2 separate regions of the Homo sapiens genome follow, and region 2 is linked to region 1. The links are chromatin loops, found by intact Hi-C in ENCODE. Cell type or tissue: PC-9. All regions are shown on one strand.

What was found. A loop is a pair of places that touch in the nucleus more often than their neighbours do. Peaks named below come from ENCODE experiments on the same cell type or tissue, not always from the same donor. Only the 100,000 strongest peaks of a DNase experiment are listed, where the experiment ranks them.
Region 2: a loop joins it to region 1, with 7 times the contacts of the local background. A loop is called at or near these places in 18 of 110 quality-filtered maps.

The regions. Positions count from the first base shown.
Region 1 is chr9:132,900,879-132,903,378 of GRCh38, reverse strand. TSC1 (TSC complex subunit 1) reads left to right here. Exons shown (of 23, transcript NM_000368.5): 18 at 592-774; 19 at 1,680-1,790. Among named protein-coding and RNA genes, the nearest start is that of SPACA9, 23 kb to the right of the region's middle. In PC-9, CTCF peaks have their summits at 1,165 and 1,364 (motif pointing right); a DNase peak (open chromatin) is centred at 1,278.
Region 2 is chr9:132,805,737-132,808,236 of GRCh38, reverse strand. All of the region lies in intron 10 of AK8 (adenylate kinase 8), which reads left to right. Among named protein-coding and RNA genes, the nearest start is that of AK8, 71 kb to the left of the region's middle. In PC-9, no CTCF peak of the experiment used is centred here; a DNase peak (open chromatin) is centred at 1,076.

The DNA.
Region 1 (2,500 bases):
TGTAAAACCAACTCTTGTAAAGCTATTTCATGGCACAAAACTGAAGCGTGTATTGTACAGCGGGTGTGAAGCCAGTCAGGCCTGGAGTTTGAATCTTGGCTCTACCAGTGTTACCTTAGAAAAGTAACGTGGCCTCTTGAAGCCTCTGTTAGCCATGCTATAAAATGGAAATAACAATAGCAGCACCTGCTCTTTAAGTTGTGATGGTTAAAAGAAATTATGTCGGTAAGCCCTTGCTGAGCGCCCAGCACACTGCAAGCATTCAGTAAATGCTCATCGTTTCAGTGAACTTAGTACCATGTTTGAGAGATTTTATTCCAGTGTTGGTAGTCAGACTTTTGAAAGTATTGGAAGCAAACTGATCCCTGAGAAGATTTATTTAAGCAACTTAAGATCCATTTGCTTAATGTAAAATTTGGAAAACCTTGACCTAAGGCCAAGTAAGACAGTAGTGAGCTCTAAGAGTTTTGGTCTGTAGTTAGTTACATTTTCAGGGTAGCTTATGACTATTCAGATGAAATGTTCGCAGTGTGTGTTAAATTGCCTGTGTTGGAAGACAGCTAAAATGATGACATTTCTGGTCTCTGCTAGAAAGATCAGTTGAAGTTACAAGAGAAGGACATCCAGATGTGGAAGGTTAGTCTGCAGAAAGAACAAGCTAGATACAATCAGCTCCAGGAGCAGCGTGACACTATGGTAACCAAGCTCCACAGCCAGATCAGACAGCTGCAGCATGACCGAGAGGAATTCTACAACCAGAGCCAGGAATTACAGGTATAAACTGCAGCACCAGGCAAAGCCAACTGCGAGAATGCCGGAGAGCAGTGGGGAGGGAGGCAGTCAGTTTCCCTGGGTGTCCTTGACTTGTTCAGCTTTACTAAGCTGAATGCTTTTCTCTCTGAAATCATGGCAGAAATTCTTCATGGCAGGTGAATCTTACTTAGGACAGAGGTTCCCCAACTTTGTTGGTTCATATAGTAGCTCCCTTAGTGTCTCAGTCATTTTTTTTTCTGCAGCCAAAAGGAAACAGTTAACAGTTCTGCTCATTAAGTAGATCTGAATAACTTAGTGAGTACGAATGTCCTAAGAACTTAGTAGCTGTTCACAGATAATACACATAAATTAATTTTTAAAAAAATAATTGCAATTACTAATGCCTCGTGTGCACCTATTGGGCACTGCATGGTATCTCAGACCTTGAAATCAGAGTGGACAGTGACACCCTCATTTCCTGTTCCACACTGGTTTTCCTTGTGGTGCTTTGTATCACTGCACCCAAAAAAACCCGGCTTCACAAAGACGTCATCCACAGACACAGCATCATTTCCAGCCAGTTAGTAATTCACAGAGTGTCCAACAGATGGCGCTGCGTCTCCCTCGAAAATTCAGAATCTTTCTGCAGCATCCCTGTGAGTTTGCTGTGTAGCCTCAGGGCTCTTTGGTGCACAGTTTGGGAACTGAGGATCTAAGGTCTCTTTTTTTCTTTTGTTAAACAGTAAGGAACTCAGAAATCAACCATAACTTACTTTTTAAAACTAAGACATCAAATTCTGAGGGCCCAAGAAAGTAGAGCCGTTGAGCTAAGGCATTCCCAGTCCTCTGTGGGCTGGTGGCTAGGTAGGCCTGTGATCTGGCCTGTTGGTGTTCCTCAAACTTCATGTCCACGTCTCTTTGGGCAGACGAAGCTGGAGGACTGCAGGAACATGATTGCGGAGCTGCGGATAGAACTGAAGAAGGCCAACAACAAGGTGTGTCACACTGAGCTGCTGCTCAGTCAGGTTTCCCAAAAGGTAAGAAGAAATGAGGCAGACCTGAATCTGCTGAAACACCATTTGCTAACATTCTTCCTTCAGACAGGTTAAAGAAATAGATTACTTGAGTGTCTGTGTCATGGGTTCCCAACAGGAAGTGGTTCTGCTGCCCCCATAGTCCCTGACATTTGGCAATGTCTGGAGACATTTTAGGTTCATGTTTTTGGTGCTGCTGGTATCCAGTGGGTAGGAGCCAGGGTGCTGCCAAATATCCTACAATGCACAGGCAGCCCCCTGCAACAAAGAAGTATCCATCCTAAACCCTGCTCTATGTGTATCCCATGGAACTCTTTCTTCATACCTTGTTTACATAAATGTCAAAAGTTTGTTCAGGTTTTTGAGCGTGATTCCTCCTTCTTTGGGAATCACTGCACTTCATACATCATTTTGTCAAGAACGGTGAGTTTTCCCTAGGGCTTTATGCCACTGGGCCTTGGTGGTATACCTGTCCACCTTCTCCAGGTGTTCTGTGGGTGGTCAGTTTGATGGACTGCATTTGTGCTGTCCCCTTTGCAAAGCACAGTTCTGAAGTGTGTTTCTGTCTATTTTTGTTGTCCTTGGGTACCATCCTCCCCACCTGCCATTATGTCAGGGACTGTGAACCCATGGGACTGGTTTATTTTGCCTTAACATTGAAATAGTGTGCTCCTAGCTGATTCCCTGTTTAATGACGTCTATGTGCTAGTTTT
Region 2 (2,500 bases), 95 kb after region 1:
GTCACCAGGAGTTTGCTCTGCATACGATAAACAGGGTCGAGCTTAAATCATGCAGCCTTAGTTGCCAGGGAGCTCCTGTCACTTTTACACTAGTACAAAACAAGTAAAAACGATTCTGGGCTTTTGGAAAAATAAGTTCTCAGCTGTTTCTGTATCATTTAAAATGAGATGGTTGCTGCTGATGGACTCCATTGCCACCGTGTTCTACAGCATGTGTACAGATGTCCTCTTTCCTCTCTGAACTCAAGCAAAGGCGCTACTAGATCTCAGTTCTTTGCTTAAATCAGCGGTGGCTCACAGTGGCCACCACTGCCAAATGATGTCCTCAGCTCCTTCCCCATAGCTCCATTCCTACCGAAGTGTGTTTGAAATTTCTGAATTCTGGAGGCCCAGAGCTTCCTAAGGAAATTGGCCATAATTCTGTCTTTGCCTCTTGGAATGTCGCTTCCCGATTTTCACTTAATATAAAATGAGCCCTGCTCATGGGCCTCACTCTGTTGTTCAAACTCACCCAACATAAAGAAGTCTGAAGTCTGCACTGCTTTATTTTTAGCCTTTCTCATGAGAATTTTAGCCATAAATTAGGGTCCAGGGACTGTTGATGGTGGATATAACCTACTTCCAGGTTGCCGGGCCCAGTGAATGGTACAACGCCGGCTCTTCAGCCAGAAGGCTTGGCTTCTGCCCTGGCCCAAGGAACTGTTCTCGTTCTCATGAGTTGCTTGGACTTCCTCTGGAGGGTGGTTATCCAGGGAGGAGATGAAAAACAGCCAAAGGCAGATCTTGTCCTTGCTGGTTTATGTCTTTGCTCCAAGTGCATGAGATGCTCATCTCAGCCTGTCCACAGCGCACTCGGAACATGCTGGAACTGCATGGTCAGGAGCCCGCCAGCCATGCCATGTCCCCAGCAGTGGGGCTTCTGAGCTAGACTGTAGCTTTTCACATCTCCTGTCTCTGCATACACTCTGCAACACCTGCCCAACTGGCTCGTCGGCCCAGTTACGGTGAGCTCCTAACTGGCAGCTGCCCCTGTGGCCCCGCCCCCCCCAGCATCTCCCAACAGCTAAAGCAGTTCAGTTGTAGGAAGGCCCACATTCCTTGGCACATACCAGACATATTCCTTTCTTATTGTCAGGAGGGAAGACAGCTATTTAATTGGTAATGACTTTCCCCTAAAAGCGAAAGTCCTGGTATGTAGAAAAGGTGATGTGGAAGACAGATCATTATCGAGTTGTTACCTGTGCCCCTCCCACACATCCCTACATTTCCTAAACATTTCTGTCTGGGAAAGGTCCCTCATGGCCTAATAGAACCCGAGAAAAGGCGGGAGATTTGAGAGAGTTTCAAGAAGCTAATTTGCACCCTTTCTGGTAATGAGACCTCACCCTAGCAAATGCAGCCATCGTAATACAAACAAGCCAAACCAGCCCCCAATTGGGATGATGATGTGTTTTCAAGAGCCTTCCGTGAGTCCAGATCCCAGGAGGTGTGGATCAGAGCTCAGCCAAAGTGCTGCATTTTTAAGGGGGAATTAATATTCTCATCACTAAATGCACACTAAAGATCGACCATAGACCAGTTTTTCTCTTTTGTTAAAAACTTGCAAAGAGTTGCTGAGTTGAAAGACAAAGTAAATCTCCCCATCTGAGGAGGTAAGCGGAATGCTATTTCTTGTTTTTAGCAGAGCAGCCTCGGCCAGCTGCAAGCTGTCTTCCCGTGGAGGGGAGACCCTGAGGGACCCTCTGCCCGTTTCCAGCAAGCCTTTGCATGCGGTGTGTTTGTACTCGCTGAAGACAGCGCATGACTCTCTAAATAATTTACAAGTTGATTAATAGACTCACAGGGGTATAATTAGAAGAGGGAGAGACAGTGGGTACAGTAACCGGTACAGTGCTTGGGGGAACAGGAGCCTTTATTTTTTTAAAGAAACTTTCTAGGGTGCTGGGCGTTTGAAGATAAGTTGGGAAGAGCTCAGTGCCTCTTCTCTTTTGAAGTGGAAATAGGACAGTTTGAATCCGTCGAGTTTAATTTTTCACAAGCTTTAGGGGCCCCGCAGTGCAACTCCCTTTTTATTATTGAAAAAACTCTACATTTTTCTTTCATTTTTCTACACACACACACACACACACACACACGCCAAGCAGTAAGTAATAAACACATTAATTTACTCTTATTCTATGTGGATTTCCTTCGCGTTGCCTCCCCCAGGTGTGTTGGCCTCTGTCCCTTTGGTACCCCCAACCCAGAGCCCCCGCTGTAGGGTGGCCTAGAGGTTTATTAATGGATGCCCCCTGTAATTTATGCATTTTAAAGGAACCCTCACCTCGGTCTGACAATGCTTTTGAAGTAGCTCCTTTTTTCAAGTCAAACTTTTGACTTTTCCGCTGGGACTGCTACAAAGATTTCCTCATGGAAACTAGGTAGGAGTCTTTTTCAGCCAGAGAGAAAGCTGTGGCCAAGATAGCCAAGCAGAGTGGCAGGGTAAAAGCGTTGTTTGCAT